Regions from separate parts of the Homo sapiens genome. Here regions 1 and 3 are each linked to region 2. A link is a contact called in ENCODE Hi-C or POLR2A ChIA-PET data. All regions are on one chromosome and are shown on one strand. Each heading gives the region's core, a stretch centred on a gene start or an enhancer-like site at or near the end of the contact. The rest is flanking DNA. Distances are from core to core; before and after follow the strand shown. Region 1 holds the start of TRABD2A (TraB domain containing 2A). Region 2 overlaps TCF7L1 (transcription factor 7 like 1). Region 3 has its middle 24 kb from the start of KCMF1.

What was found. Hi-C counts contacts between places; a loop is a spot of excess contacts on that map. ChIA-PET counts read pairs that join two places held with the same protein, here RNA polymerase II (POLR2A). Pooled maps may share reads with other maps.
Region 1: a loop to region 2 is called in a map of GM12878, with 2.2 times the contacts of the local background. The contact joins the promoter of TRABD2A here to the enhancer-like site in region 2. A Hi-C loop is called at or near these places in 2 of 168 maps with a recorded cell type or tissue (B cell and GM12878), 15 of 37 single-sample maps with no recorded cell type and 12 of 50 pooled maps. POLR2A ChIA-PET finds 5 or more read pairs at or near these places in 3 of 52 experiments (GM12878, MCF 10A and activated T-cell).
Region 3: a loop to region 2 is called in a pooled map, with 1.8 times the contacts of the local background. The contact joins two enhancer-like sites. A Hi-C loop is called at or near these places in 5 of 50 pooled maps. POLR2A ChIA-PET finds 5 or more read pairs at or near these places in 3 of 52 experiments (AG04450, activated naive CD4-positive, alpha-beta T cell and endothelial cell of umbilical vein).

Annotation. Positions count from the first base shown.
Region 1 is chr2:84,879,302-84,883,259 of GRCh38, reverse strand. TRABD2A (TraB domain containing 2A) reads left to right here and starts at 2,176. Exons shown (of 7, transcript NM_001277053.2): 1 at 2,176-2,328. The coding sequence starts at 2,221. RefSeq lists a silencer at 2,072-2,201 and enhancers at 1,931-2,431, 2,432-2,934.
Region 2 is chr2:85,290,049-85,293,626 of GRCh38, reverse strand. The region is part of intron 4 of TCF7L1 (transcription factor 7 like 1); the gene reads right to left. Among named protein-coding and RNA genes, the nearest start is that of TGOLN2, 36 kb to the left of the region's middle. RefSeq lists an enhancer at 3,177-3,578. Within about 2 kb of position 2,071, at least 3 of the 41 ENCODE cell types and tissues checked have a DNase peak (open chromatin) inside an H3K27ac peak, as active enhancers do.
Region 3 is chr2:84,944,889-84,948,949 of GRCh38, reverse strand. No RefSeq gene overlaps it. Among named protein-coding and RNA genes, the nearest start is that of KCMF1, 24 kb to the left of the region's middle. RefSeq lists an enhancer at 2,367-2,536 and a silencer at 2,707-2,856. Within about 2 kb of position 2,634, at least 20 of the 41 ENCODE cell types and tissues checked have a DNase peak (open chromatin) inside an H3K27ac peak, as active enhancers do.

The sequences.
Region 1 (3,958 bases), core at 927-3,426, 410 kb after region 2:
TGTCTTACAGAATAAATCCTACTTGATGATGGGTCTGGCTAAGAGAAAAAACAAAACGAAACAAAGCAACAACAGCAACAAAAAAAACACTTCATTTAAAAACTGTCAGAATCAAACAAAATTATCTAGGTACTTTGGATATGGATATGATATTTCATACTCAGTATCTGACCATATGCTGAGCCATAAAACAAGTCCCAATAAATTCAAAATAATCAAAATCATACAGAGTATGTTTTCTGTTTACAACAGAATTGGATTATAAATCTGTTGATATTGCAAAAACCACAATTACTTTTGCACCAACCTAATATTTAGGACAATTCCATAGTTTGGAAATCAATCAACCTACTTCTAAATAATCCACGGGCAAAGAAGAAAATCACCAGGGAAAGTAGATAATGAAAGATAATGAAATACAGTTTTTCAAAATTTGGGTGATGTAGCTAAAGCAGTGCTTATAGGGAAATTTATAACTTTAAATGCTTATATTACAAAAGCAAGAAGACTTAAAGTCAATGACTTAAGGTACCACCTTAAGAATCCAGAAAAAAAGCAAAGTAAACCCAAAAGTAAACAAACAGAAGGAAATAACAAAGATAAGAGCAGAAACCAACGAAATAAAAGAGAGACAAACAACAGGAGAAAATAAACAAATTCAGCCATGTTTTGTGTGGCCAGAGAGAAGCCCAGCTCAGAGAGAAGCTGGGCGGGCTTCTCTGTGGCCACACGGATTGATTCATTTGGAGTGGGAGAGATAACATGAAATAATAGGTAATTACATCCTTTTGAGTTTTTTGTTTTGTTTTGTTTTGTTTTATTTTAAATAAGAGACAGGGTCTCACTTTGTGGCCCAGGCTGGAGTGCAGTGGTTCGATCTTAGCTCAGGGCAACTTACGTTCTTGATGCTTTTTGCTTTTCCCCCTCACAACCGAAAGAGAAAGTTTTTGCCAGCAGGTGGCAGCGCTGGTGCCTGAAAACGCCAAAAAGCATCGTCCTGGGTTGGCCCGGAGACTAACGATTGCCGCCGGGCTGACACGGGGCAGTCATCTGAAGACAGGAGACAGTCAATTCCAGAAAGCAAATCCCCACTCAAACTTAGAAAAAAGCGATTTTACAAAAACATCTGAACTCTAAATGTTGGTGGAGTTAAATCTCGAAAGACTTGGCTCTTCAAAGCCAGGGGTTCTTTACGGGAAAGTTGGAAATGGGCTTCAGAAAACCTCTCCCCGCATTGTATGCAAATCTGCCCCCCCCCTTTTCTTTTTCCCTGGGAGATCGTCCAGTTATCAGATTCTCAAAATGGACAGCGACTTAAAGCAATTAAAGACCACTGCGACAAATGCTCCTGCGAACACCACTCCGAAGTTAATGGCGCAGACGTCTGGACTTTAAAAGGTGGTGGTAAAGTGCGCTCAGGCATGGGTAGGAGGTGCGGCAGGCGGGGCACAGCTACTTGCTTTCATAATTTTTTTTTCTTCCTGATGGACCAATGCTGTGAAAAATCCTCAGTGGGGTTTTGGAGCCGAAAGGGAGCGACTGCAGTTTGCAGGCTTGCTATGTGTGCCAATCAAGGTGTTTCTCATAAATTTCCTCTTTTAATCCTTGCGGCAATCCTCTGAGTTCGGTGTTAACATCCTTAATATTATTCCTAAAAATCCATTAAGAGGGCTCTTAATGGAGTGCCAGCTTTTGTGGTCCTGGATTTTCAGTGGATGCACACACTGACCATTCCCCTCTCTCTTTTACATTCAAAACTTCCGTGAGATTTCCTTTGTTTAAATGAACTTTCCTTTATAGATAGCCTTTCATTTGTTTATTTTGTCTGCCTCTTTCAATCAAGAGGCACCCTCCCCTCACAATCGGCAGCATAAGCACAGACGTAAACGCAGGAACCAATGCGATTTTAGGTTGAATTTAGGACAGCGCTGGAACTTCACTTTACCCCTCTTGCGGTCACACGAGGTGGGCGGCGGCCCCGGCAGGGTTTGGGCGGGAGAAACGCGGTTCGGGACTCCGCTGCCGCCTAGGCGCGGGGCTGACCTGCGGGGGTGGGGTGGGGGGAGGGAGGTCGAGGCCCGGCCCCACGTGGCCGCTGCTGCCGGGCTCACCCCAGCCCCGCCCGGAGGCGCCCCGCGGCCCCGGCTAGCCAGGGCGGGCGGCCACCTCTGCCCTACTCCTTCCCTCCGCGTTCCGGGCCTCGGAGCCGCCTTGAGGAGGATGAGTCCCTGGAGCTGGTTCCTGCTGCAGACCCTCTGCCTCCTGCCCACGGGCGCAGCTTCGCGGCGCGGGGCGCCCGGCACCGCCAACTGCGAGCTCAAGCCCCAAGTAAGGCGCGCGTCGGGTGCTGGAGAGCCGGCCTCTCTGCACCTCCTTGGGATGGTTTCCCTCCGAACCCCGCGAAGCAGCGCTTTCGGACCCCGAGCCGACTTCCGCGGCTGGGCTTTCACCTAGCACCGCGGCGCTCCTTGCTCGCTCTCCTCTCCGTGCCCTCGGGTTCCCCTTTCCCGCGGGGGCGCAGCCCGCAGGCTCCAAGCGACTCAGTGCCCTGGCCTTTGCCCTCCGCCAGCCCAAGGGCGTCCGAGAGAGCCTCTGGGGTCTCGCCAGCCATTTTCGCGAGCTTTCGGGGGACGGATCCGCCAGGGAGTACCGGACCAGGAACTTGGGCACATTTATTTGAAGTTTCTTCTTCCCTCTCTTCCTTAAGAGTTTAATTTCACCTGCTCTTATCAAAATATTAACAGCGCCCTGAAGCTGCTTGGCTTAACCTTCATATGTTCAGTGCCTGAGTTAGAAGGGACTTTAGGGAGTTGAAGCCATTTCCCTTGTTTTTACCGATCTGGGAAACTGACACTCAGCGGGGGACCTGTGTGCTCCAGGTCACAGAGTGCGTTCGCGGAGTGACCACTGTCCGAGCCTTGCGTGTCCAGCCGGGCGCTTTAGATGTTCGCATCAACGTTTTGTGGGTGAGGGAAACCCAGGCAAGGGAGGCTCAGTGACCTGCCCGAGTCAACACAGCTCTATAGCGGACAGGTCTTGCGTCTCCGAGGCTGGACCTCTTTCGAGATGAATATTTCCTTCTCTGATCAGTTTTCCTACACTCAGAATTTTCTGTGGTTCTCGAGTCCCTCTCTTCTGAGTGCGGCATAGGTTGAATTTCGCGCATTTGTTCCGGTGGGTTTGATATCTGTGCGTCCCTGGCTCTGGAGAGGGCCATGCCAGGCTTATCCTTCTGGTGCGCCCGCGACGCGGGGGTGGGGGGGGTTGGGGGTGGGTTGAGGGAGTGGGGGCTGGAATTTAGAGGCCCACCTTTGATGACACCTGCGCAGCTCCCCGGTCTGCCTCCACCCCTGGCCATTCGCAATTTTATTCCTCATCCCAACTGCAGCAAAGCAGAGGACGGCCAAATAGAGCCGATCCTGGAGCTCCGGGCTGGGAAGACGCACGGTGTTCGCCTCTGTAAGGCGTCGCGGGGCTGCGGACGGCCCTCTACCAAGGCAGGAGGCGCGGCAGCTGGAGAGGGGAGTCTGCACCAGGCATGGTTTCAAACTCTGTTGCGGTGTGGCCGCTTCATGCTTGTTAGACAAGGCAGGAGTCCATCTCCTCACAAGAAAGCACATTGCCTTTCACTTCTGCAAAACCTATTACCGACTGGTAATTATGACGAGTGAGTCTGGATAAGATCTCTCTCCTTTAGAATCTGTCTTTATGAGTCCTTTATTCCATCGTCCTACCTTTTGGTCTCAGGACTCCTTTACGTTACAAAAAATTATCAAAGAAGCCCGGCATGGTAGCTCACTCCTGTAATCCCAGCACTTTGGGAGGCCAAGGCGGTGGATCACTTGAGCCCAGGAGTTGCAGACCAGCCTGGCCAACATGGCGAGACCCTTGTCTCTACAAAAAAATAAAAAAAATTACCAGCGTGGGGACATGTGCCTGCAGTCCCAGCTACTCCAGA
Region 2 (3,578 bases), core at 822-3,321:
GCCCCATCAGTATTAGACTTGCCCCTACGTATTAGTCTGTTCTTGCATTGCTATAAAGAAATACCTGAGACTGGGTAATTTATAAAGAAAAGAGGTTTAATTGGCTCACAGTTAAGCAGGCTGTACAGAAAGCATGATGCTGGCACCTGCTCGGCTCCTGGGGAGGCCTCAGGAAACTTTTAATCATGGAGAAAGGTGAAGGGAAGCAGGCGCATCTTACTTGGTGGAGGAGGAACAAGACAGAAAGAGTGGGGGGAGGTCCTGCACACTTTTAAATGACCAGATCTTATAAAAACTTGCTCGCCATCACAAGAATGGCACCAGGAGATGGTGCTAAACCATTCATGAAGGACCACTCCCGTGATTCAGTCACCTTCCACCAGGCCCTACCTCTAACATTGGGGATTACAGTTAGACACAAGATTTGGGTGGGGATACAGATCCACACCATATCACCTTATGACTTGCTCTGACCAATGGAATATTAGTGGACATGAAATGAAGTGAAAGGAAGCTTTCAATCTGCTTCCCTTCTTTTGTATCTGCCACATGCCATGAGAAGGACATGACCTGGATAGCCACTGGTCCTGGGATAAGAGCCATGTGGAGAAGACCTGAACCTCCCCCTTAACAAGCTAAAACAGCCACTCCAAGTGACCCACAGGTCCATCAGTGGAAAAAGAAATGTTTACTAATGTAAGCCACTGAATTGTTTGTTACACAGCATTATGAAAGAAATAGTTGACTTGGGCTGGGTGTGGTGGCTCATGCCTGTATTCCCAGCACTTTGGGAGGCTAAGGCAGCCAGATTGGGTGAGCCCAGGAGTTTGAGACCAGCCTGGCAAACATGCCGAAACCCCGTCTCTATAAGAAATACAAAAAATTAGCTGGGCATGATGGTGCACACCTGTGGTTCCAGCTACTTGGGAGGCTGAGGTGGGAGGATCACTTGAGCCCAGGAGGTGGAGGTTGAAGTGAGCCAAGATTGTGCCACTGCACTCCAGCCTGGGTGACAGAGCAAGACCCTGTCTTAAAAAACAAAAAGAGAGAAATAGCTAACTTAAGACATAAAGTCTACAAAAATATTTTTTGAGAAATACAGAAAAGTATAAAGAATGATACCACACCCAAAACCTGCCATGTGGGATTGTTTTTATAGCTTTTAAATTTTGTTCTTTTTTTCTTAAATAAAACATCACAGAAAGTTAAATCCTCTTAAACACTCCACCAGTCTTATGCTCCTCCCCACTTCCCAAAGGCAGCTACCATTGAAATGTTCCCATTCTCCCTTAAAAATACATATGACCGGCCGGGCGCGGTGGCTCACGCCTGTAATCCCAGCACTTTGGGAGGCCGAGGCGGGCGGATCACGAGGTCAGGAGATCGAGACCATCCCGGCTAAAACGGTGAAACCCCGTCTCTACTAAAAATACAAAAAATTAGCCGGGCGTAGTGGCGGGCGCCTGTAGTCCCAGCTACTTGGGAGGCTGAGGCGGGAGAATGGCGTGAACCCGGGAGGCGGAGCTTGCAGTGAGCCGAGATCGTGCCACTGCACTCCAGCCTGGGCGACAGAGCGAGACTCCGTCTCAAAAAAAAAAAAAAAAAAAAAAAAAAAAAAAAAAAAAAAAAAAAATACATATGACCAGTAAACTCAGCACTTTGGGAGGCTGAGACAGAAGGATCACTTGAGCCTGGGAGGTCAAGACCAGCTTGGGCCATATAGTGGAACCCCATCTCTACAACAAATAATAAAAATAGCTGGATGTGGTGGTGCACACCTGTAGTCCTAGCTACTTGGGAGGCTGAGGAGGGAGGAATGCTTGAGTTTAGGCTGCAGTGAGCTATGATCATGCCACTGCACTACAGCCTAGGTGACAGAGTGAGATCCTGTCTCTCAACAAAGCACAAAAAACCAAAATCCGGGAGGCTGAGACAGGAGAATCTCTTGAACCCAGGAGGTGGAGGTTGCAGTGAGCTGAGATCATGTGCCATTGCACTCCTGCTTGGGTGACAAGAGTGAAACTCCGTCCTAAAACCAAAACCAAAACCAAAACCAAAACCAAAACTAAAACCAAAACAAACACATACACACAAAAACAAAACCCCAAAAATATGGATGTTAAAGGTGCTTCCGGTGAGGCTTCAGATGGAAATGGGGAACATGTTATTGGAACTAGTGGAAAGGCGATTCTTGTTACAAAGTGGGAAGAAACATGGCTGAGTTATTTTGTAGTGTTTTGTGAAAGGTAGAACTTGTGAGTGATGAATTTAGATATTCAGCACAAGTTATTTCTAAGCAAAGTGCTGAAGGTGTGGCTTGGTTTCTCCTTACTGCTTGTAGTAAAATGTGAGAAGTAAATTATTGTTAAGCAAAAAGGAACCAGAACTTGAAAATTTAGAAAATTCTCAGCCTAGCCTCATTGCAAAAAAATGAGAAGGTGTGTTCCTAAGAGAACACCAATGGTGTGGCTGGACGATCAGATAATGAGACTGGGGCTGTGAAGCATGGATTCAACCAACCACCTCAGCAGAAATACTGCCCTTTTGGATTAAAATGGACAAAGACAGGACAAAGGGAAGGAAGGCTGTCAGACTTCTACAGAATGGGCTACAGTGATGTGGCTGCAAACATTTGTTATCTTTCAAGAAGAGGGAAGAATGACCCCAAGAGGGGATTCACAAGGTGTGGCTGCCGCCCAGGGCCTCAGGGGCACAGCTCCCAGCTCCCATCCTGGTGGGCTGGAAGGACAGAGAATGAATGGTGCCAAAGAGGATTATTCTTGAGCATTAAATTGAATAGAACTCTGCTAGCAGACTGCCTTTAGACTTAGACTGTAACTCTTCCCTGCCAGTCTCCAGCCTGCCAGCTTACCCTCTTAAATCTTTCTCCCTCTACACATTCACACTCACTCACTCACTCGCTATATATACATACATCACCTTGGTTCTGTTTCCCTGGAGAACCCTAACACAGAACTGTCCTATATCTTTTTTATTTTTACTTTTCATACCAAGCTAAGCTGACTAGGAGAACTGTTCTATATCTTGATTGTGGTGAACTCATGTATGACTGCAAAAGTTTGTCAAAACTCACAGAACTATATACTCATGTGAATTTCACTATATGTAAATTATATCTTAAAAATGGGGAGGTTGGGCATGATGGCTCATGCCTGTAATCCTAGCACTTTTGGAGACTGAGGCAGGCGGATCACTTGAGGCCAGGAGTGCAAGGCCAGCCTGAGCAACATAGCGAGACCCTAACTCTAATTTTTTTTAAATGGGGGGAAAAGCGCACACGTATACAAATATATGCACAGGATGCTAACTTTAGCTTAAAAACTGGGGCCGGGTGAGGTGGCTCACGCCTGTAATTCCAGCACTTTGGGAGGCCAAGGCGGGCAGATCACCTGAGGTCAGGAGTTCAAGACCAGCCTGGCTATCATGGTGAAACCCCGTCTCTACTAAAAAAATACAAAAATTAGCCATGTGTGGTGGCAGGCGCCTGTAATCCCAGCTACTTGGGAGGCTGAGGCAGGGAGAATTGCTTGAACCCGGAGTGTGAAAGTTGCAGTGAG
Region 3 (4,061 bases), core at 1,385-3,884, 350 kb after region 2:
GACCATTAAAAAGAACCAAATAGAATTATATGTACTGACAAAGATATCCATCAAGTTGTTTTTTTGTTTTGTTTTGTTGAGATGGAGTCTCGCTCTTGTTGCCCAGGCTGGAGTGCAATGGCGTGATCTCAGCTCACTGCAACCTCCGCCTCCCAGGTTCAAGTGATTTTCCAGACAGCCTCCTGAGTAGCTGGGATTACAGGCGTGCGCCACTACACCCAGCTAATTTTTGTATTTTTAGTAGAGATGGGGTTTCACTATATGTTGGCCAGGCTGGTCTCTAACTCCTAACCTCAAGTGATCCGCCCACCTCGGCCTCCCAAAGTGCTGGGATTACAGGTGTGAGCCATCACACCTGACCCCATCAGGTGTTTTTTTTCTTTTTGTTTTTGTTTTGTTTTTTTTTTTTTTTAAAAAGAATATAAGGCCAGGTGTGGTGGCTCACGCCTGTAATCCCAGCACTTTGGGAGGCTGAAGCGGGCGGATCACTTGAGGTCAGGGGTTCAAGACCAGCCTGACCAACATGGTGAAAACCTGTCTCTACTAAAAAATACCAAAAAATTAGCCAGCCGTGGTGGTGCGCTTCTGTAATCCCAGCTACTCGAGAGGCTGAGGCAGGAGAATCGCTTGAACCTGGGAGGCGGAGGTTGCAGTGAGCCGAGATCGTGCCACTTCACTTCAGCCTGGGTGACAGAGCGAGACTCTGCCTCAAAAAACAAAACAAAACAAAACCAACCAAACAAAAAATATATATATAGCTGGGCATGGTGGCTCACGCCTGTAACCCTAACACTTTGGGAGGCTGAGGTGGGTGGATCACCTGAGGTCAGGAGTTCAAGACCAGCCTGACCAACATGGTGAAACCCCGTCTCTACTAAAAATACAAAATTAGCTTGGTGTGGTGGTACATGCCTGTAATCCCAGCTACTCGAGAGGCCGAGGCAGGAGAATCGCTTGAACCCAGGAGGTGGAGGTTGCAGTGAGCCGAGATCAGGCAATGGCCTGATCTCCAGCCTGGGTGACAGAGCAAGACTCTGTCTCAAAAAAAAAAAAAAAAAGAAAGAAAAAAAAGAATAAGAATGTATAGGCTGAGCATGGTGGCTCACGCCTATAACCCCGGTACTTTGTGAGGCCAAGGTGAGAGGATCGCATGAGCCCAGGAGTTTGTGACCAGCCTGGGCAACATAGTGAGACCTTGTCTCTACTAATATCAAAAACAAAAAACAACAAAAACAAAACAAAAAGTATATATATATATATGCATGTACATTTTTTGGAGGGGGAGGAGAAGGGGTCAAAGTTACACACACAGACACTTGTGTTTCTATAGGCTGACAGGACACAGGAGTCACACCAATTTGGGACCCATAGGCACTTTTTCTTACGTTATTGTTTGAATGTTGTACAATGAGAGAGCTTGGTTTTTGAAATAATTAAATGTAATTGAATTGAGATTTGTTTTGTTTCGTTTTTTTGAGACAGGGTCTCACTCTGTTGCCCAGGCTGGAGTGCAGTGGTGAGATCATGGCTCACCGTAGGTTCCACCTCCTGGGCTCAAACAGTCCTCCTGCCTCAGCCTCCCGAGTAGCTGGGACTAAAGGTGCATGCCACCACGTCTGGCTAATTTTTTGATTTTTATTTTTTTGTAGAGATGGGGTCCTACTATGTTGCCCAGGCTGGTCTCAAACTCCTGGAGAATTGGGCTTAACCAGTCCTCCTGCCTTGGACTCCCAAAGAGCTAGGATTACAGGCGTGAGCCATCACGCCTGACTGGGATTTGTTTTTAAAGTTCCAAAGAGCTTTACTAGTCTTAATCGTAATGTACATAAACTTGTATTCTATGTAAAATATAACAACTTCACAATCATAATAACCATACAGCCATCATTAGCACAGCGCCTCTAACCCACAGCCTCTTACGATTATAAATGGGAGTTCAGATAGATCCATGGACGCAGGGGAGGTTTGGTTGAGGAGCCAGGTCAGAGTCTTGGTTGGAAACACATGCAACTGTATCTGGAACCAGGGTCTGAGGCGAGCTGGGGACAGAGGGACCTCACTTCCAGCCTTCTCTATCAGCAACCCTCTAACATAGAGCTATTTCCAGGTCTAAAGGGTCTCAGAAATGTTCCAACAGCTTCTAGCTTCCTGGGCATTAGCTGCATTTTCACCTACCGGTAGCCCTAGTTCCTCATTTGCCAAAGGCCCACTGCAGGCCGGGCCCTGGTGCCAGCAGAGGAGGTCTGCACCCTCACAGCTGTAGCAGGAGGGAGACGTGCAGAGAGGTGAAGCTCACGGCCCTGGAATACGTGCACCACGGAGGTGAGTGCAAGTGGGTGGGGACTTTGTGGAACAAGTCACATCTGAGTCACTCTGAAGTATGAATAGGAGTCCACCTCATCAACCAAGGCAGGGCAGGAAATTCCAGGCAGACAGTAGTGCAGGGATGAAGGTCCAGAGACGGAAATACTTTTGAAGGCACCATATGAAGTTTATGAACAGAGGTGGAGCTGAGACACCACAGATCAGAAAGGGGAACCAGCAGAGGGTAGCAAGCAGGGGAGACAGGAAGTCAAATTTGAGCTTTAGGGAGATTTTTCTGATGGTAGGGGAGGAGAATGTGTGGGTAGAGCAGTTACTGGCCTCTTGTCCGTATAAGAAGTAATGTGGGCCTGGACTTGGAGCAGAAGTGATTCAGACCTTGCTCGCCTCGCCTCTGAGCCATATTCAAAGCTGCCCTACCAGCCTGCTGTGTCCTCTCCCCTCCCCTCCCCTCCCCTCCTCCCTCCCCTCCCTTCCCCTCTCACCTCCCCTCTCCCCTCCTCTCCCCTCCCCTCTCCCCTCCCCTCCCCTCGTATACTGTTGGTGTGCCAGCTCTCCTTTAGTCTTCAAACTTAAAGCTTGGGTGTCACCCACATCAAGAAAAGTCTATTGACTGGGTGTGGTGGCTCATGCCTGTAATCCCAGCTACTCAGGAGGCTGAGGCCGGGGGATCCCTTGAGCCCAGGAGTTCAAGGTTGCAGTGAACTATGATCACACCACTGCACTCCAGCCTGGGTGACGGAGCAAGACCCTGTCTCAAACAAAGCAAAACAAAAAACCCCAAAAAACTCCACTGATGTCCCCACCCCATCCCCCACCATTCCCGAGCTTGGTCAGGGACCCCTGCCCTGGACTCTATGATGCTCTGTGCATTTCTTTTCTTTTCTTTTCTTTTTTTTTTTTTTTTTTTTGAGACAGAGTCTCACTGTGTCATCCAAGCTGGAGTGCAGTAGTGCGATCTCGGCTTGCTGCAATCTCTGCCTCCCAGGTTCAAGTGATTCTCCTGCTTTAGCCTCCTGAGTAGCCAGGATTACAGGCATGTGCCACCACGCCCAGCTAATTTTGTATTTTTAGTAGAGACAGGGTTTCACCATGTTGGTCAGGCTGGTCTCGAACCCCTGACCTCATGATCCGCCCACCTCGGCCTCCCAAAGTGATGGGATTACAGGCATGAGCCACCACGCCCAGCAGCTCTATGCATTTCTGAGTGTGAATCCCATTGCTTTATGATTGTGTTCTGGTTTTTGTTTTACCACTAGATTGTGATTTTCCTACCAGGTCTCATTCATTCTTCTGACTCCAATGCCTATCACAAAGCCTGGCACAGAGAAGATAAGAGCAAATATTTGTGATTGAATGAGTAAATGATGAATGAAAAGTGAAGACGGGAGATGAGAGAGGTATTTGGAGGTGGAATCAGGGTAACTTGGCAAGTGATTGGCAGGGATAGTGCAGAGGGTGGGTGGTGAGAGGGTGGCATCGAAGATGACTCCAGGTTTTCTGGTTTGGGAGTAGGGGAGCTCTGAACTGTTTTTATTCACAATACTTCTGCCACCAAATGTGTGAGTTTTTTCTTATACTGACCAGTTATTCAACTCTCCAGATACCAATTGGGTATCCAACAAATCAATTCCATTCTGACATTATCTACCTAGAATTAGTGTCAATGCCACCAAAGAGCTCCATCCCGCAAGACTGCCCTGATTTCAGATGTCGGTTGCTGGTACCAGGTTACCATC